Linked DNA regions of Homo sapiens: region 2 is linked to region 1. The links are chromatin contacts, found by Hi-C or POLR2A ChIA-PET in ENCODE. All regions are on one chromosome and are shown on one strand. Each heading gives the region's core, a stretch centred on a gene start or an enhancer-like site at or near the end of the contact. The rest is flanking DNA. Distances are from core to core; before and after follow the strand shown.

What was found. Hi-C counts contacts between places; a loop is a spot of excess contacts on that map. ChIA-PET counts read pairs that join two places held with the same protein, here RNA polymerase II (POLR2A). Pooled maps may share reads with other maps.
Region 2: a loop to region 1 is called in a map of posterior cingulate gyrus, with 6 times the contacts of the local background. The contact joins the promoter of ADAMTS10 here to the enhancer-like site in region 1. A Hi-C loop is called at or near these places in 5 of 168 maps with a recorded cell type or tissue (MCF 10A, chondrocyte, mammary epithelial cell and 2 more) and 9 of 50 pooled maps. POLR2A ChIA-PET finds 5 or more read pairs at or near these places in 3 of 52 experiments (RWPE1, WTC11 and naive thymus-derived CD8-positive, alpha-beta T cell).

Annotation. Positions count from the first base shown.
Region 1 is chr19:9,072,917-9,077,849 of GRCh38, forward strand. No RefSeq gene overlaps it. Among named protein-coding and RNA genes, the nearest start is that of MUC16, 9.6 kb to the left of the region's middle. RefSeq lists an enhancer at 1,185-2,072. Within about 2 kb of position 2,820, at least 10 of the 41 ENCODE cell types and tissues checked have a DNase peak (open chromatin) inside an H3K27ac peak, as active enhancers do; they include mammary epithelial cell, where a contact is called at or near this core.
Region 2 is chr19:8,606,796-8,611,993 of GRCh38, forward strand. ADAMTS10 (ADAM metallopeptidase with thrombospondin type 1 motif 10) reads right to left here and starts at 3,920. Exons shown (of 26, transcript NM_030957.4): 1 at 3,849-3,920; 2 at 1,339-1,453. RefSeq lists a silencer at 2,818-3,240.

The DNA.
Region 1 (4,933 bases), core at 1,570-4,069:
CCTCTACCTCCTGGGTTCAAGCCATCCTCCCACCTCAGCCTCCCAAGTAGCTGGGACTATATAGGTATGTGCCATCACGTTTGACTAATTTTTAAATTTTTTTGTAGAAGCCGGGTGCAGTGGCAAATGCCTGTAATCCCAGCACTTTGGGAGGCCGAGGCGGGCGGATCACCTGAGGTCAGGAGTTTGAGACCAGCCTGGCCGACATGGTGAAACTCCGTCTCTACCAAAAATACAAAATTAGCTGGGGGTGGTGGCGCGCGCCTGTAATCCCAGCTACTTGGGAGGCTGAGACAGGAAAATCTCTTGAACCTGGGAGACAGAGATTGCAATGAGCCAAGATTGTGCCACTGCACTCCAGCCTGGACGACAAAGTGAGACTCTGTCTAAAAAAAAAAAAAAAAAAAAGTTTTCTGTAGACACCGAATCTCACTATATATGTTCCCCAGGATGAACTTGAAGTCCTGGGCTCAAGTGATCCTCCCATCTCAGCCTCCCAAAGTGCTGGGATTACAGGTGTGAGCCACCGCGCCCGACCCATAGATGCTTGTTAAGGGAAAATCCCAGCACTTTAGGAGGCCAAGGAGGGTGGATCACCTGAAGTCAGGAGTTCGAGACCAGCCTGGCCAATATGGTGAAACCCCATCTCTACAAAAAATACAAAAATTAGCTGGGCTTTTTGGCTGGTGCTTGCAATCCTTGAGAGGCTGAGGCAGGAGAATCACTTGCCTGTAGTCTTAGCTACTTGGGAGGCTGAGGTGGGAGGATTTGCTTGAACCCAGGAGTTCAAGGCTGCAGTCAGCTATGATAGCGCCACTGTACTTCAACCTGGGCAACAGAGGGAGACCTGGTCCCTTAAAAAAAAAAAGACATTTCTCAAGAGGGCCTTCTACCTTCCTTCCTTCCCTTTGAAAAACCTAGGAGGGAGTTACAGATGTTATTGTTCACCAGCTGTATCCTAAGGAATTCAGGTTCGTCCTAAAGGAAAATGCCTTTTCCCCTTTCCTCACCTCGTTTTAGATACTCTCTGGAGGATTTTCCTCAGATTCTCGCTGAAACCTGACTCTCTCCTGGTAATGCAAATATTCCTGGGCTCTCTATGGGAAAGCTGCGGCCCTGTGCCTGACCCCAGGGCACTGGGAGAGAAAGTCTTTCCGGGCCGCAAGGTGTCATAGGAAAGGGGTCCCAATCCAAACCCCAAGAGAGGGCTCTTGGATCTCAGGCAAGTCTGTAAAGTGAAAGCAAGTTTTTAGGAAAGTAAAGGAATAAAAGAATGGCTACTCCATAGACAGAGCAGCCCCAAGGGCTGCTGGTTGCCCATTTTTATGGTTATTTCTTGATAATATGCTAAAGAAGGGGAGGATTATTCATGCCTCACCTTTTTAGAGCATCTGGGGTAACTTCCTGGTGTCGCCATGGCATCTGTAAACTGTCATGGTGTTACTGGTAGAAGGTGTCCAGGTTCTTGGCATCCCAAACAAAGAATTGGACAAAACACACCAACAAAGCAAAAGCAAGGAAGGCAGAAGCAGGGATTTTTTTTTTTTTTTTTTTTTTTTGAGACGGAGTCTTCCTCTGTCATCCAGGCTGGAGTGCAATGGTGCAATCTTGGCTCACCGCAACCTCCGCCTCCCGGGTTCAAGTGATTCTCGTGCCTCAGCCTTCCGAGCAGCTGAGATTATAGGCATGCACCCCCATGCCCGGCTAATTTTGTATTTTTTTTTAGTAGAGTCGGGGTTTCTCCATGTTGGTTAGGCTGGTCTCGAACTCCCAACCTCAGGTGAACTCCCGACCTCAGGTGATCCGGCTGCCTCGGCCTCCCAAAGTGCTGGGATTACAGGTGTGAGCCACCGCGCCCCAGCCAGAGGCAGGGATTTATTGAGAATGAAAGCACACTCCACAGTGTGGGAGTGGGCTGGAGCATAGGGGCTCAAAGTCCCCATTACAGAATTTTTCGGAGTTTAAATACCCTTTACTTGGGGTACGCCCTATGTAAATGGAGAGGATGAAGTAAGGTTACAGTCATTGACTTGGCTTCCGCCCTTCCTGCCATAGGTGAAGTGTGAATCGACCTTATATTCTTGGCCTCCAGACCTTGTTTTCCTGACTCAGTGACACTGATGGGAGTGTAGCAGTGAGGACAACCAGAGGTCACTATTGGGGCCATCTTGGTTTTGGTGGGTTTTGACTGGCTTCTTTTTGCAACCTGTTTTATCAGCAAGGTCTTTATGACCTGCATCTTGTGCTGACCTCCTATCTCATCCTGTGACTTAGAATGCCTTAATTGTCTGGGAACACAGCCCAGCAGGTCTTGGCCTTATTTTACCCAGCCCCTACACAAGATGGAGTCACTCTGGTTTAAACATCTCTGACAAAGGCATTCAGAGAGAAAGTCTGTCCATGTGAACATTGTCTCCTAAGCTTGCCGGGTGCTCCAATCACGGCCATGGGCAGGACGTGTGACAGCTGGTCTCCCCCTCCAAGACTCCCAGACTAGCAGGCAAATCTAACATTCCAGAAACCCTTAAATAGTTCATGAATGACACCTGAAATCTGCATTCTGCTGGGGGAGGCAGGGACGTGTCTTGGCCGTGGCTGGGAAGCAAGATTTTTAAAGCTCAGGCCTGAGCTGGAAGAAAAGACTGGAGGAAGAGGGGAGGGGATGGGCAGGATTCCAACTCTCCTGGGGGAGTTCCAGGCTGGGGCAACACCGGTTTTACTTTCTGAAGCGGAGGGAGGTCTCTGTCCATCTCCTGCTGACACCCACCCCACCTGGGCCTGGCTGCTACCCGAGGGTAATTATCTGCACCCAGCCATGCACCGCACCGCCGTTCCCACTGCCCATGACTCACTCGGCCCCCCTTGCGTTCTTTGTTCTTCGCCTCCTTCCCCCACCTCCCTGCAGGCTTCACACTTTGCAGGCCTAGGTCTTAGTCATCTCTGGGAACGGCTCCAATTTTCTTACAATGATAAGTAAATGGATCATTCTTTAGCTCGGCTAGAATGTCCCCATCTTTATTCTCAGAGCAATTCCTTGCACATAGCCGCATGCCCTCATCATAGGGATTTTGCCCTGGCTGCCACCTTGCCCTCCTTCTGGTTCCCTGTTTCATTTTCGAAGGTCTTTCTTCTTTGAGACAAGGTCTCACTCTGCCCCTAGGTGAAGGGCAGTGATGCGATCATAGTTTACTGTAGCCTCCAACTCCTGGGCCCAATCGATCCTCCAACCTTGGCCTCCTGAGTAGCTGGGACTGTAGGCACCCGGCTAATTTTTAAAAATTATTTTCAGAGACAGGGTCTTGGCCGGGTGCGGTGGCTCATGCCTGTAATCTCTGTACTTTAGGAGGCCGAGGTGGGTGGATCACCTGAGGTCCGGAGTTCCAGACCAGCCTGGCCAAAATGGTGAAACCCCGTCTATATTAAAAATACAAAAAAATTAGCCAGGCGTAGTGGTGCACGCTTGTAGTCTCAGCTACTCAGGAGACTGACGCAGGAGAATCACTTGAACCCAGGAGGTGGAGGTTGCAGTGAGCCGAAATTATGCCATTGCACTCCAGCCTGGGCGACAAGAACAAAACTCCATCTCAAAAACAAAACAAACAAACAAACAAAAAAACTCAAAAGAGACAGGTTCTTGCTGTGTTGCCCAGGCTGGTCTCGAACTCCTGACCTCAAGTGATCCTACTGCATTGGCCTCCCAAAATGCTGAGATGACAGTCGTGAGCCACCACACCTGGCCTCGTTTTGAAGGTCTTGAATCAAATAATTACCTTTTCCTTGAGGTATCTGGAATATATAGATAACATAACCGGTTAGGTCAGGGGTCGATCTTTAACCAGGCCCAGGGTGCGGTGCCGGGCTGTCTGCCTATGGATTTGATTTCTGCCATTTAGTTTTTACTTCTTCTTTCTTTGGAGGCAGAAATTGGGCATAATATGAGGGGTGGTGTCCTCCCTTACTATGATTGTGCCCCTGCACTCCAGCCTGGTCAACACAGCAAGACCCTGTCTCAAAAAGAAAAGGGATCTAACATCTTTTTAAATTTACTTATTTATTCTACCTGTAGACTCTTAACACTAGAATGTCAGGGATTTTTGCATGTTGGTTCATTCACTGATCCGTTGTATTCTCAGACCTGGGGCTTGTCAAGCATGCAGGCACTGAATGAACATCTGTTAAGGAAATGCCGAGTGAGCCAAGCATGGAATTTGTAAGGCTCTTGTGTCGTTTCGAACCCCGAGAGCAAGCCAACAAACAACATGAGCTGGTGTGGAGCAACACGCTGTTTTAATGTGCACCTGGGTGCAGACGGCTGAGGCCTAAAATGGCGTCAGCCCCAAGTGAGGACGGGGCAGGGGTTTTATAGTCTCCCGTAAACAGCAAGTGTCCCAGTCTGACGTAACTGCTACATGGTACCCGGATGGCCCGTCTCTTGATCTTCAGGGGCATGTGTCTTCCGGCCAGGGTAGATGTCTTCCAGCCAGGGTACGTGTCTTCCGGCCAGGGCAGGTGTCTTCCGGCCAAGGTAGCTGTCTTCCGGCCAGGGTAGATGTCTTCCGGCCAGGGTAGATGTCTTCCGGCCAGGGTAGGTGTCTTCCGGCCAGGGTAGATGTCTTCCGGCCAGGGTAGATGTCTTCCGGCCAGGGTACGTGTCTTCCGGCCAGGGTACATGTCTTCCGGCCATCTCTCTTCCTGCTTCTGCTATCTTGCTGGCGCATGCTGCTGGGGCAAGTAGCCTTGCACCTTGGGACTGGGCCTGAGAAGGGAGGAGTTATTCATCCCCCCAAGTTTATCCTCCCAAGTTTTCAGGCCGCGGGGAGAATCTTTCAGAATTATTCTGTCAATATTGTTTCTTCCCCCTTACCCTGGCTCTCTTCTCCCAATCCTGCCCTGGTCCCCACTCTGCAGATGAGTAGACACTGTGTCCCACCTT
Region 2 (5,198 bases), core at 2,670-5,169, 470 kb before region 1:
ATGCTAAGGATAGCAACCCCTACTTGCCCTAGCCCTGTGGGGTTCCATCTCTTAGGAGTGACAGATGACAGTCAAGTGAATGGAGAATAGTTCAGATTGTGACATGTTCTCTAGAAGGTATCAATGGGGAGACTGGGAAGCAGAGGTTCAAAGCATAAGAAATCAATGGTGTGAAGAGACAGGCGAAGGTGCACCAGGAGGGGAAACAGCAAGGTCAAAGGCCTGGAGGTTGGGTAGAGCCTGGCATGAGCCCAGACAGGGTGGGTGCAGGAGAGCAAGGGGAGGCTGGCATCAGAGGCACTTGAAGGGGGGGCTGGTCGGTGTGAATTTTCAAGCCAGATTAGAGCTAAGGCTCCCACCCATGCATCTACTGTCCTGGGCCCTGTCTTTGGATTATCTGAAATGGGTAGCACCATTCAAGCCAGATTTTTAAAGCTAAGGCTAGTATTCCAGTCCTGCAGACTTTCATATGCCCACCCACGCACCCACTGTCTTGGGCCATCTTTGGATTCTCTGCACTGGGTAGCACTATTCACTCCCACCTCCCAGGCCTCTCCTCCACCCTGTGTTTCTGACCCCGTCCTCCATTCAGATTCTTTCAAGGCTCCAAGCCAGCCCGCCCCGCAGGTCTCAGTCTCTCCAGCATCTGCCCCAGGCCAGCCTGCCGCAGACACCACTTTGGGCCACCACCCTGTGCCAAACCCTCTTCCCCCACCCTGCTGTCTCCACCCTCCTCCTCCTCTGTGCAAAATCCCTTAATCACAGAGTCTTGTTTTCTTTGCAGCCCAGCCAAGTCTGAGAGTCCAAGTCTGAGAGTCAATCCCCAAACAGGGCAGTTCAGCCCCAAGGGAGGGAGCCAGGTTTTTGCCAAGTTGCTGATGGACCAAGAAGCCCACATTCCCCACTTCTGCTTGGATCCCTCTAGTGACGGGGAGCTCACTCACAGATATTCTGTGACCCCTGTTGCACTCTTTAGCTGGGCTAATGTCCATTCCTTCTGTTGTTGTTCTCTCTCTCTCTCTCTCTTTTTTTTTGAGACGGAGTCTCACTCTGTCGCCAGGGTGGAGTGCAGTGGTGTGATCTCTGCTCACTGCAACCTCTGTCTCTCGGGTTCAAGCGATTCTCCTGCTTCAGCCTCCCGAGTAGCTGGGACTACAGGTGTGCGCCACCATGCCCAGCTAATTTTTGTATTTTTAGGAGAGACGGGGTTTCACTATGTTGGCCAGGATGGTCTCGATCTCTTGACCTCATGATCAGCCCGCCTTGGCCTCCCAAAGTGCTGGGATTACAGCCGTGAGCCACAGCACCTGGCCTCTCTCTCCTTTTTATTTTTTTTACCTTTTGGGGGCTTCGGTTGGTGGAGTAGTGTTGGGCCCCTGTACGGATCCTTCCCTCGCCTGCTCCCTGCACCTGGGCCTCCCTCTCTGGGCCTTGGTTTCTTCTTCTTTGGAGCCTGGGCAGGGAGGGGTCAAAGAGGAGGAGCCGGGCTGGTCTTCAGCACTGAGCTGGGTCTGTAGTTGAGGGATCACTGAGGAAATTCTGACCCTCTCTCTGCCCCTGGAGAACTTCCTCTTAGACTTCTTCTTTCTTCTGTTCCTAATGAACCCCCTCCAACAAAAACCCACCTCCTCTCCCTCTCCCTCTCTTCTTGCTTCTTCTTCCCTATTCCTTCTTTGGAAGTGTCAGCCAACTCCCAGATCAAGGCCCTTCCTGGTTGGGCACCTCTGACCCCCGCTCCTGCCCTGAGCCACCCCTGAAAGGTAGGAACATTCTCATTGCAAGTGAAGCAGGGACCTCACCCCTTTCTCCCACTGGCTCCCTCCCTCCTCTCCTGTTCTTGCATTGCCAGGCCTGGTGCCCCATCCTCCTCCTTCAGGGGCTCTCTCTGGTCTTGTCTAGAGTGTCTTTGGGTCTGTCCTGGTCCCCCTAAGACCCTCAGTCCTCATCACTGTCCTCTGAAGTGAGGCGCTCCTCCCAAAACCCTCACACCCCCTTCTGTGCTTTGGGCTCAGGTGGGGTGTGAGGGACAAGGTTTGGGACATTGTGGAAGGACCCAGCACAGGGGGTGAGGACAGGGGAAGGGGACTCACCTGTGCACAGTGTATGGGGTAGGGGGAGGAGGGGGGTCTGCAGAAGGCTCACAGGCGTCTGAGCTGGGGGTCCAGCCCACAGGGTGGTGTCGAGGTGTGACACAGCCCAGGGCACCAGGTGGTGGGGGGACATGAACAAGGCAGTGGGTCTGGGGCCAAAGATGAAGCTTGAGAGAGGCTCAGGGACAGAGACGGTGGTGGCCAACAGGATGTCAGTGAGGGATCTGCACTGTGGCGTGTGTGTGTGACTGCATGTACATTACAGCATGTATGTGAGTGTGTGTGACCCTGTGTGTGATTGTGAGCGTGTGACTGCATGTGCATTATGGCTTGTGAGTGTGTGTGACCCTGTGTGTGTGTGTGTGTGTGTGTGTACCCAGGCCTGGCCATTCCTCCAGCCCCTCCTCCCCGAAGGCAGGAGGGAGGTGGCCAGCGTGGGGGAGGGTGCCAGGCCTGGAGGAGGAAATGCCTCCGGGAAATGGAAATGGCTTAGAAACAGAGGCTCTGTCCCATCCCATCCCATCCCGGGGATCCTGAAGGGACCCTAAGCTCCACACCCAAACCTCTCCGGCCAGGCTGCGGGGACAGGGCCGACGGAAGGTCCCCCGTGGAGGCCAAGGCCGCGTCTCCCCAGGCAGAGGCCCCAGCCTGCCGGCCTCCTCCCGGCTGCACATCTGGCCGGGCCGGCAGGAGGCAGTCCCTGCCGGAGAGCAGACAAAGGCCCAGCCGGGGCCTGCGGGAGGAGGGGGCCGGCGCCCGGGCTGGTCCCCCACAACCGGCCGCTAATTAAAGGCCCTGAGCCCGACCGCTGGAGACACCCTGAGACAGACGGCTGTGGCCTCACTGACCAACTCAGGGGAAGTGGGCGGCGCCACTCCCACACCCAGACACACAAACACACACTGGCAGCGACACACACCCCGCGCAACCAGAGACCGGCGCTCGGGCACTGTAGACCCACAAAAGACGCAGGACGCCTCCACCGCAGACACACACGCCGACAGGCTCAGTGCACACTCACACACCCGGAGACAAACACATGGAGACACACAACCACACACTCCCAGACATGTGTAAACACACACTCATTTACACGCGCACACACGGGACAAGACAGAGAAACACGCGGACACACAAATACACGCACCCGGGGCCTACACAAACAGAAACACACACATACATACACAGACAACCCAAGGAGACAGACACACAGGCCTACACGCTGACACATACACACTCATTTGCATGCTCACACCAAACCAGAGACAAACTCACAAGTCCCACAGACCTAGACACCCCCCCACACCAGACACACACACACAGGTATTTACACACTCATCACGGTCAGAGACAAACGCACACATGCTTGGGGACACACACACAAACCCAGACACACACACACTCGCCTCCAGATCTGCGCGCACATAGCAAACCCCTATGCGCACACACTGTCCAAACACACAGACACACAAGAGACTCATCCCCAGGCACTGACACACACATGTAATGCACAACCACTCTGCCCCTACGTGGACGGACACACACACACACACACACACACAGCGCAAACAAACCCACGGCAACCCCGGGCGTGATCAGTGGCGCGCGCACTTGCGGACCTCAGGCACCGACCGGAGTCGCACAGCGGGATGCCCTCCCCCATCCAGGGCACCACAGCCCCACGCCCTCACAGCCCGATGCGGACACACAAAGTCCCACTGAATCACGCACCCCCGGGCCCCCCGCCCGCGCCGCTACCTGCGCCGCGCCCGGGGCCTCCGCGCCGTCGCCGCCGCTGTCTCGCCGCCCCGCGCGCGCAGGAAGGGAGGGAGCGAGCGAGCGCGGCGGCGTGGCCAGGGGAGGGGGCGCGGGGAAGGCACTTCCTGAGCCGCCTGCCAGGGTTATAAAAAAACCCCCAAACTGCGCGCGGCCAGAAACCCCGCCCGCCTGCCGCCGCCCGGCCTGGGCCGCGGGCTGGACCCCAGCCAGGGACCCGGGAACTCGGGCCGCCCCGCCCGGGACCAGCGCCCCCGCCGCGTGGGAGGGGGCTGGGGAACCGCGGGGGGCGGGGAGGGGACGAAGCGGGAGAAATCGAGTGGCGGCGGGGAGAATGGGTGGGGGAGGGGAGAAAGAATCAGGTGGGGGATGGGGATGGAGGCAGAATTGGGTGGGTGGGGGTTCGGGGAAAGGGAGGAAGAGAAGGGAGAGGTTGGGGGAGGGGGAAGTTTGAATGGGAAGGGGTAGGGGGAGATGGAGGCCTGGAGGAAGGGGCTGAGTGAGGTGGGGGGAGGTGGGGGCCTGGAGGAAGGGCTGAGTGGGGTGGGGGGAAGTGGGGGCCTGGAGGAGGGGCTGAGTGGGGTGGGGGGAGGTGGGGGCCTGGAGGAAGGGGCTGAGTGGGGTGGGGGGAGGTGGGGCCCTTGAGGAGGGGCTGAGTGGGGTTGGGGGAGGTGGGGCCCTGGAGGAGGGGCTGAGTGGGTTGGGGGGAGGTGGGGGCCTGGAGGAAGGGGCTGAGTTGGGTTGGGGGCCACGGGAAGGAATGGAGGGGGGTAAGGAATGGGGCTGGAGGGGGGATGGGAGCATGAGATGCTGGGGTTGGGGAGGGGAGAGCCCACTTCCTCGCCAGCCTCTGCGGCATCAACAACAGCTGTTATTTATTGAGGGCTGGGCCTGGCTCAAACAAGCATTTATTGGGCGCCTCCCGTGTGCCAGGCACGGTGCCCGGGGCGGGAAATAAGTCCCAGCTCGGCCCCGCCCTCTCCGAGCTCTCAGGGGGGTTTGATCGGTCCTGGGCCTGGCCTTGGTCTCTGTGCCTTAACTCCTTTGCGGTGACGTAGGCTCAGCTGGTCCCATTTCACAGATGAGGAAACTGAGGCCACAGAGATGGGGAGAGTGAAAATTCTGTTGGAACCGGAGCCCTCTTGGTCTTGGTCACTCTGGGTCTCGCTCCATAAAATGAACGAATGCGTGAATGAGGAGGACCTGGATGGTTGGGGCAGGGCTGGGATTTGAATCCCAGGCGCCTGGTACAGTGCCTGGTTCCAGGGAAGGGCGGTGACCCCCAGGCCTCACAATTGCAGGCATTTCCCAGGAACGCCCCCCCCCAGGGAG